Regions from separate parts of the Homo sapiens genome. Here region 2 is linked to region 1. A link is a loop called in an ENCODE intact Hi-C map of the cell type or tissue named here. Cell type or tissue: endothelial cell of umbilical vein. All regions are shown on one strand. Region 1 overlaps LINC02136 (long intergenic non-protein coding RNA 2136). Region 2 has its middle 16 kb from the start of CHST4.

The links. Hi-C counts contacts between places; a loop is a spot of excess contacts. Peaks named below come from ENCODE experiments on the same cell type or tissue, not always from the same donor. Only the 100,000 strongest peaks of a DNase experiment are listed, where the experiment ranks them.
Region 2: it touches region 1 in a loop (6-fold over the local background); 19 of 110 quality-filtered maps call a loop at or near these places.

What each region holds. Positions count from the first base shown.
Region 1 is chr16:71,411,353-71,415,352 of GRCh38, reverse strand. LINC02136 (long intergenic non-protein coding RNA 2136) reads left to right here. Exons shown (of 3, transcript NR_146574.1): 2 at 358-488. Among named protein-coding and RNA genes, the nearest start is that of LINC02136, 13 kb to the left of the region's middle. RefSeq lists enhancers at 2,667-2,756, 2,830-3,331. In endothelial cell of umbilical vein, a CTCF peak has its summit at 2,484 (motif pointing left); a DNase peak (open chromatin) is centred at 2,462.
Region 2 is chr16:71,540,486-71,544,485 of GRCh38, reverse strand. No RefSeq gene overlaps it. Among named protein-coding and RNA genes, the nearest start is that of CHST4, 16 kb to the right of the region's middle. In endothelial cell of umbilical vein, a CTCF peak has its summit at 2,003 (motif pointing right); no DNase peak of the experiment used is centred here; H3K27me3 peaks cover 170 bases.

The DNA of each region.
Region 1 (4,000 bases):
GCCAAGGCGGGTGGATCATGAGGTCAGGAGTTTGAGACCAGCCTGGCCAATGTGGTGAAACCCCATCTCTACTAAAAATACAAAAATTAGCCAGGCATGGTGGCGGGCGCCTGTAATCCTTGGGAGGCTGAGGCAGGAGAATCGCTTGAAACCAGAAGGTGGGGAGGTTGCAGTGAGCCAAGATCATGCCACTGCACTCCAGCCTGGGTAACAAGAGCAAAACTCTGTCTCAAAAAATAAATAAATAAATAAAAATTTAGAGAATGAATCAAGGCATGACTGTAGGACCAAACGAGTTCACATATGCAAAGTGTTTTAATATGGTCAAAGCATTCAATAAATGCTGCTGTTAATTAGGAGGCAAGAAGAGATTGAAGGGAAATCTCAAGGGGCTCCAGAGACTACTACGATGGTGCAAAGTCACAGAAGCCCTGGGAAAAGCAGGTAGAATGGAGTTGCCATGACATTGAGCCTCACCTAGATGCCAGGTAGGTAACACGCATTATCACAGGTGAGTCTCACTGTAATCTCACAAGGGAATTTCTATGGTCATCCCCACCCCACAGTGTAACAAGCTCAAGGTCCCAAGAGTATGACCTACGTTTCCTGTTCTGGACCTTAAGTTTTATTTATTTATTAATTATTTTACTTTTTTTGAGATGAGGTCTTGCTCTGTCACACAGCCCAAAGTGCAGTGGCACGATCCTGACTTACTGCAACCTCCGCCTTCCAGGCTCAAGCAATCTTTCTACCTCAGCCCCCCAAGTATCTGTGAGTACAGGCATGTGCCACCACACTCGGATATATATATATATATATATATATATATATTTGTGTGTGTGGAGATAGGGTTTCACTAGGTTGCCCAGGCTGGTCTCAAACCCCTGGTCTCAAGTGATCCGCCTGCCTCGGCCTCCCAAACTGTTGGGATTCCAGGCGTGAGCCACCGTGCCCAGCCTGGACCTTAAGAATGAAATCATCCTTGGGTTAAAGGCTGGTCTCCCTTAGAGATGGTTGTTTGCAGGTCACCTTCCAGGGGCTAATACTCTGGCAAATGCTGGTGACCTTGAGATGAATGAGCCTTGATCCGTGTACTCAGTGAGCTCTCAGGATGAGGGTTCCTGTAGCCTCTCTCTTCATTGCATCATCTCCAAAACCTGACAGGACTGATGCTGGAAGGTCTTTCCAAGGCCCAGACTCCTCTCCTGGCTCAAACACTTTCCATGGCTCTCTGTGGCCTCCAGCCCAGGGTCTGAATTGGTTCTACCTGGCCAAGTGCTCTGCCTGCTTTTAGGGTCTGGTCTGTGCCGCGAGCCCCTGTCCCATCCCAGCTTTATCTCCCACAACTTCCCAGCCCTTACCTATGCCCTGGTCATGTGGATCCTTTCCTGTATATCTATACCCTTCATTCATCTTGGTCTTTTGGTCTGAAATGCAGCCCCCTCCTCCACTGGCCCCTGAAACCTAACCCACCCTCCTCCTGCACTGCCTGGACTGCAGGAAACCTTTCCAGGCTACGTATCCAAACTAGTCTTTTTCTCCCTCCTCTGTTTTGCTAGATTTAGAGATGGTTCTAGTACGTGACTCAAGGTAAGAGGTTGTGTTTGACTGATACCAAGTGCGTCTGTCCAGAGTTAGATATGAGGATAGAAGTTCCTTGAGCCAGGGATGGTATCTTAGCTATCCCTGGGATCCCCACAGGACACGTGCTAACAGGGAAATTCAAAGACCCCACCAAACTCCTGCCACCATTTCCTGCCCTCTTGTGCCCAGGCCCACCTCTGGGTTGGAGGAGCAGGGTGCTGTGGGAGAAGGTGCACTGGTCCTGGAGTCAGGGCCTTCAGGTTTGTGCCATCCCACTGAATACATGGCCAATGACCTTGGGCAAAGGGACTCCTGCCTCGGGGCTTTAATCTGTGCATCCACAGACTGTACATATGGCATTGGACCAGGACCTCCCTAGTGCCTTTTTGGTAAAGAGGACCGTAAGTTTCTTAGACTTTTAATATGCAGATGAATTCTCTGGAGAATCTGTTAAATTGCAGATTCTGACTCAGTAGGTTTGGGGCAGGTCCTTATTTCTAACAAGCTCCCAGGTGACCTTGATGCTGGTGGTCCGTGAGCCACGCTTTGCATTAACAAGGGTCTAACCCAGTGATCCTCAGCCCTAGCCCGATAGAAGAATGGCCTGAAAGGTCGCTCTTTCCCTCCTCCACTGCCTTCTGCATTTTAAATTAAAGTTTCCCTTGGGAGATTGTAAAAAGATGTTAGGATGGCACCCCAGGGCCATTAACTCAGCATTTGTAGGGGTGGGAACTTGGCATCGGTAGTGTTTAAAGCTCACCAGGTGAATCCAGTGTGCAGCCAGGACTGGGAACTGATTTACCTCGTGGGTGGAGAACTTTAGCAAATGGTTTTCAGGCGAAGCTTTTTGTCTCTGCTGCCCCCTTGTGGTCATCTTGTTCACTCACAGTCAGAGCGCAAGCCCTGTTCCCAAGAGAGATGGGAATCGCAGAACAATTGGGAAAATAATGTCGCTGCCCATGGTGGACGGGCTTCCCTGAGACCCCAGCACTCACCCTGACATGGGTGGGCTCCTCCTCTGCCGTGATGCTGAAGACGATTCCTTAAACAAGGGCCTCGCTCCCAGTGTCCTGGGGGTAGCCCACATGAGTAGGAAAAACTCTGGGTGGGCCAGGAACTGGAAACAGCAGGGGGCCCTGTAGTCGGCAGCTGAGATAGAGGTTGGATAGAGCAGGTCCAGGAGAAACTTCCTAGGAGAAGGTGGGCGCTGAACCCAACCCTCAGCTCTCCTGGGCGGGAGTCAAGAGAAGTCTTAGATGCAGACGTGAGGTTTGGGTTGCTTGGCGGTCAGCCAGCAGGGGGCACTCTGGCGCCACGTAGAGTTCCCAGGTCGGGTCTCCTAGTCTTCGTCGTCTTGACTGGGAACTGTCCACCCCGGTGCAGGATGCCCCAGGTGCAGTGGAGCAGCTCAGAGCCCCAGGGCGTGACTGTCCGCAGCTGGCTGGCTTCCCTCTGTGCCAGGTGCAGGGTCAAGGATATCCCCATGCACAGAGCCTGCCGTCAGTGGTATGAGGAGTATGAAGGTTCTGATGCTGCTGCCCATTCAGAAATGCAAAATGGCCCAGTACCTTGAGCACAGGTCTAGTCCCTACTGTGCCCTGCCTGGCTGTGTGATCTTGACACATTCATCTCCCCTTTGTGGGCCTGCTTCTCCCTCATCCAATGCATCCCCCAAGCCATCCTGGGCTGTGGTGCTGCTCCCCAGACAACAGGGAGTTGGACTCATGGTTTTGGGGGGCTCACATTGCCCTTAGGGGGCCAGAGTCAAGGGAATCACCTTTTTTTTTTTTTTTTTTTTTTTTTTTTTGCCTTCTGCTGTAGGGCCTGGTTCTGGGCTGGACTTTCCCCATCCTCTTCCTGAAAGCCACCCTTGTTCAATCATGGGGACAAGATACAGTCCAGGAAAGGAGCTAGGGCCCTCCTAAGAGATGATCCCGAATAGGGCCCAGCTGTGGACAGGATGATCTCTTTTCCAGCCGGGCGCCATGGTTCATGCCTGTAATCCCAGCACTTTGGGAGGCCGAGGTGGGAGGATCACTTGAGGTCAGGAGTTCGAGATCAGCCTGGCCAACACAGTGAAACTCCTTCTCTACTAAAAATACAAAAAATTAGCTGGATGTGGTGGTGCATGCCTAGAATCCCAGCTACTTGGGAGGCTGAGGCAGGAGAATCACTTGAGCCTCTGGGAGGTGGAGGTTGCAGTGAGCCAAGATTGCGCCTGGGTGATAGAGTGAGATTCAGTCTCAAAATAAAATAAAAACGCCAAATCCCTTTTCTGTTAGTTGTCAAACACACTAGACATCAGGACACGGTGGTCCTGGCTACATGACTGCCTTGTAACAGTGAGAAATATCCAGAGATGGGATGCATGTTAGAGTTGAATGGGGTTTGTCCCGGGGAGAGAGGGGAACCAAAG
Region 2 (4,000 bases), 130 kb before region 1:
ATTACAATGGTTTGTAGTCCTTCAAAGGGCTACAATACATAAACAAATCGACAGTATATTTGTTTTGTTTTGTTTTGTATTGAGACAGGGTCTCACTCTGTTGCCCAGGCTGGAATGCAGTGACACAATCACGGATCACTGCAGCCTCGACCTCCCAGGCTCAAGAGATCCTCCCTCCTCGGTCTCCTGAGTAGCTGGGACTACAGTGTGCACTAACACTGCTAGCTAATTTTTGTATTTTTTTTGTAGAGACAGGGTTTCACCATGTTGCCCAGGCTGGTCTTGAACTCCTGAGCTCAAGCGACCCACCTGCCTCAGCCTTCCAAAGTGCTGGGATTATAGGCGTGAGCCAAAGCTGGGCCCAACAGTATATTTGTGATATTAAAATTTTGTATGGGGGTGGCGATTAGGTGGCGATTAGGAAAACAATGTCTACAAGGCTCGCTGGAGTAGTGGTTGGGGATGATAATGAGGAAAAAAAATAAAAAAAGGTTGAGAAACACTGATCTCAATCTTGCAGTGCCTACAGAGCTTTTTGGCATTCGTGAATGGTGTCTCTGTTTCCAGTCACACATGTTTGTCCAGCACATTTGCTTCAGGCTTCATTCATCCTGCCCGTTTTACCCGAGGCCCTAAATGATCATGTTTTGCCTCTTTAAACCCTTTCCTCTTCTGGCCACAGGTGCCTGAATTAGGGTGGACATGAGCCATGACTAGTTAAGGCACAGCGAGTGACTGGTCCCAGGAAGGCTGGCTGCACCTCACTTCCTCTCCTGAGTCTTTTCTTGGTTCACCTCGTGTGACGCAGCTCTGTAGTTTTGTAACAGCTACTCTACCAACTATCCTTTTGAGATGGTTACTAATGGAGTGGGTATCAAAAAGCCCTGGTTATATCTCCCCAGTCAGGACATTTGGGCTGGTGGCACATGCGTTTGAATGAGGTTGGATGAGATGAAAGGGAAATCCATTTGAGTCATCAGCTCTTTATCCTTATCCCTGGTTGGTGTAGAGTGGGGGTTTTCAACAGCTGCACGATTGACATTTTGGACCAAATAATTCTTTGTTATAGGAAACTGTCCTGTGCTTTGTAGGATGTTATTTAACAGCATCCCAGGCCCCTACATGGTAGATGCCAGTAACACTGAATCCCCCGCTCTCCAGTTGTGACAATCAAAAATGTCTACAGATAAATAGATAAAATTATTGTCAATTAAAAATAAAATATAGTTGGGCATGGTGGCTCACACCTGTAATCCCAGCACTTTGGGAGAGTGAGGAGGGTGGATCGCTTGAGGACAGGAGTTCGAGACCAGCCTGGCCAATATGGTGAGACCCCGTCTCTACTAAAAATACAAAAACTAGCCAGGCATGGTGGTGCGCACCTGTAGTCCCAGCAACTCAGGAGGCTGAGGCAGGGGAATTGCTTGAACCTGAGAGGCGGAGGTTGCAGTGAGGTGAGATCACATCACTGCATTCCAGCCTGGGTGACAGAGTGAGACTCCATCTCAAAAATAAATAATAATAATAATAATAATAATAATAATAATAATAATAATAATACTAAAATAAAAAAAGTCTCCAGACATTGTCAAGTGTTCCCTGTGGGACAAAATTGCCTCCAGTTGAGAACCACTCATGTAGAGAACCTAGAAGATCAGGAAGTATAAATCTCATCATTTCAGCATGATCAGAAATGCCATAGAAGGGTTCAGATCAGAAATGGGAGAAAAGCATTGTAATCATGATATTCACAGCTAATGCTGAGTGAGTGCTCGCTAAGGACGTTCCACACACTGACTCATTAGCCCTTCCAGTAACTCCAAGGAGTCGTCCTGCTGTTTCCACCCACTCTATACTTGAGGGATTTAAGACATGGGGATGTTGAGGAACTTGCCTGAGGTCACGTAGCTGGTAATAGTGGAGTCACCCAGGCAGCCCGGTTCCAGTGCCCCAGCGCTCGGGAGTGCATAACCTCTCTGTCTTACCGTCACGGTTCTACTTCCTTATCCTCCAGGGGGCGCACGCAGCACAGTACCAAGCACACAATAGGTTCTCATTAGACTCATTGATTCTGTCCATACTGACATTGGCATCTACTGGGGCACTCTGCCCCTAGATCTCTGCATGGCAACCTCCTTTACTTGGAGGTGGTCTCTGCTGCAATCCCACGTTCTCTGCGAAGAAGTCTCCTATTGCCTCTGTAGAATAGCACCCTCCTTCACTGCCAAGCCCCTTCCCCTTATTTTTCTTTATAGTACTTAGCATCTGACATATATTTTTTGTTCTCTTGCCCCCAACAGACTAAAATGTCTGTTGTATGAAAGGAGAGGCTTTGCCTGTTGTGTTTGCTGCTGTATCCACAGCACCTAGAACATTCCTAGGCATATAGTAGATGCCCATTAAGTGTGTGGAAAAAATGAATACATCCCTTAGCCAAGTGCTATATTCAAATTTCCTTACTCTGGTTATTGGTTACTACTTTTCCTCATCACTGCATTGAAAAAAACAAAACAAAACAAAAAACACAAAAAAACCTTTCTCTGAATGACCAGGCACCTTTATCCAGAAGTGGGGCATAACCCTTGACACAAGGGGCAATGGATTGGGGATCCTCGACTAATGCCTGTCAGAGGTTTATTGTTAACTGGACTAGGTCACTTACAGAGTTTATTTTTAATTTTGCTTTGTCAGTCTGTGAAAGTAATTCAACAGTGTCATGATAATGTACATAGTTAATGAAGTTAATTTATATTTAGCTTGGGTCTAAATCACATAATAAATTATAAATGATATTTTGAGAAACATATTATGGACAATTCAATGGCAGATTTTTGCATAAAAATTAACAGAAGTTGATTCTATCTTTCTCCATAACCACTATTCATAAGTTGAAAAAATGTAGTTTTAATGAAAATGTATTAAAAACTTAGCAACTGCTCTCATTCTATAGAAAATGAAGCCACGGCTGGGCACAGTGGCTCATGCCTGTAATCCCAGCATTTTGGGAGGACAAGGCAGGCAGATCACCTGAGGTCAGGAGTTCAAGACCAGTCTGACCAACATGGCGAAAGCCCGTCTGTACTAAAACATACAAAAATTAGCCGGGCGTAGTGGCAGACGCGTGTAATCTCAGCTACTCGAGAGGCTGAGGCAGGGGGAATTGCTTGAGCCCAGGAGGCAGAAGTTGCAGTGAGCAGAGATCGTGCCACAGGACTCTAGTCTGGGTGACAGAGTGAGAACGCATCTCAACAAACAAACAAACAAACAAACAAAAAAACAAATAAAATGGAGCCACATAGTAACTATAGATAGAAAAGTAGTTAAGTTACTGTTGGCACCCTTTTGCCTCAAACACATTCCCTTCTCACCATCCAGATAATTATTTATAAAGTTTGAGACCTCCACCCCCCGACTCCCAGTTGCAAACATAGGACTTGGAGCAGTTGCCTAGTTTGGCATTTTGTAAAGAAATCTATTGCTGTATTGCAATTAGGCAATTCAGGCTGTTATGGTTACATTAGACTTGAGAGAAGCTCATTCCCTAAACCCTAAAAATCAGCTTTGAGAAATATGATCAATTCACCCCTAATCTAGGTTTAAACTCATGCACAGACCCTATGCAGCTAGACAGGCTAAGGTGGAAAGAAACACCTTTCTGTTGCTGGGGGTTGGGGATGGAACAGATGCCTCTGAATTAGGAAGGATGTCTTGCAGAACACCATCCTCTATGCTTGTCACCAGTTCTCATGTCCCCAAATGCCTCATATCTCAATTGAGTGTTGCCATTCTCACCACTGAATCCCAGCTCCAGCCTCCTGAACACTTCAACAAGAGACTGTGCCATTGTTCACTGCAGCCTTGTTCAACACTGGGTCAGGCTTTTAAGATTATATAGCATTTTTTTTTTTTTTAAGACAGAGTCTTGCTCTGTCACCCAGGCTGGAGTGCAGAGGCACTGTCTCGGCTCACTGCAACCTCTGCCTCCCGGGTTGAAGCAATT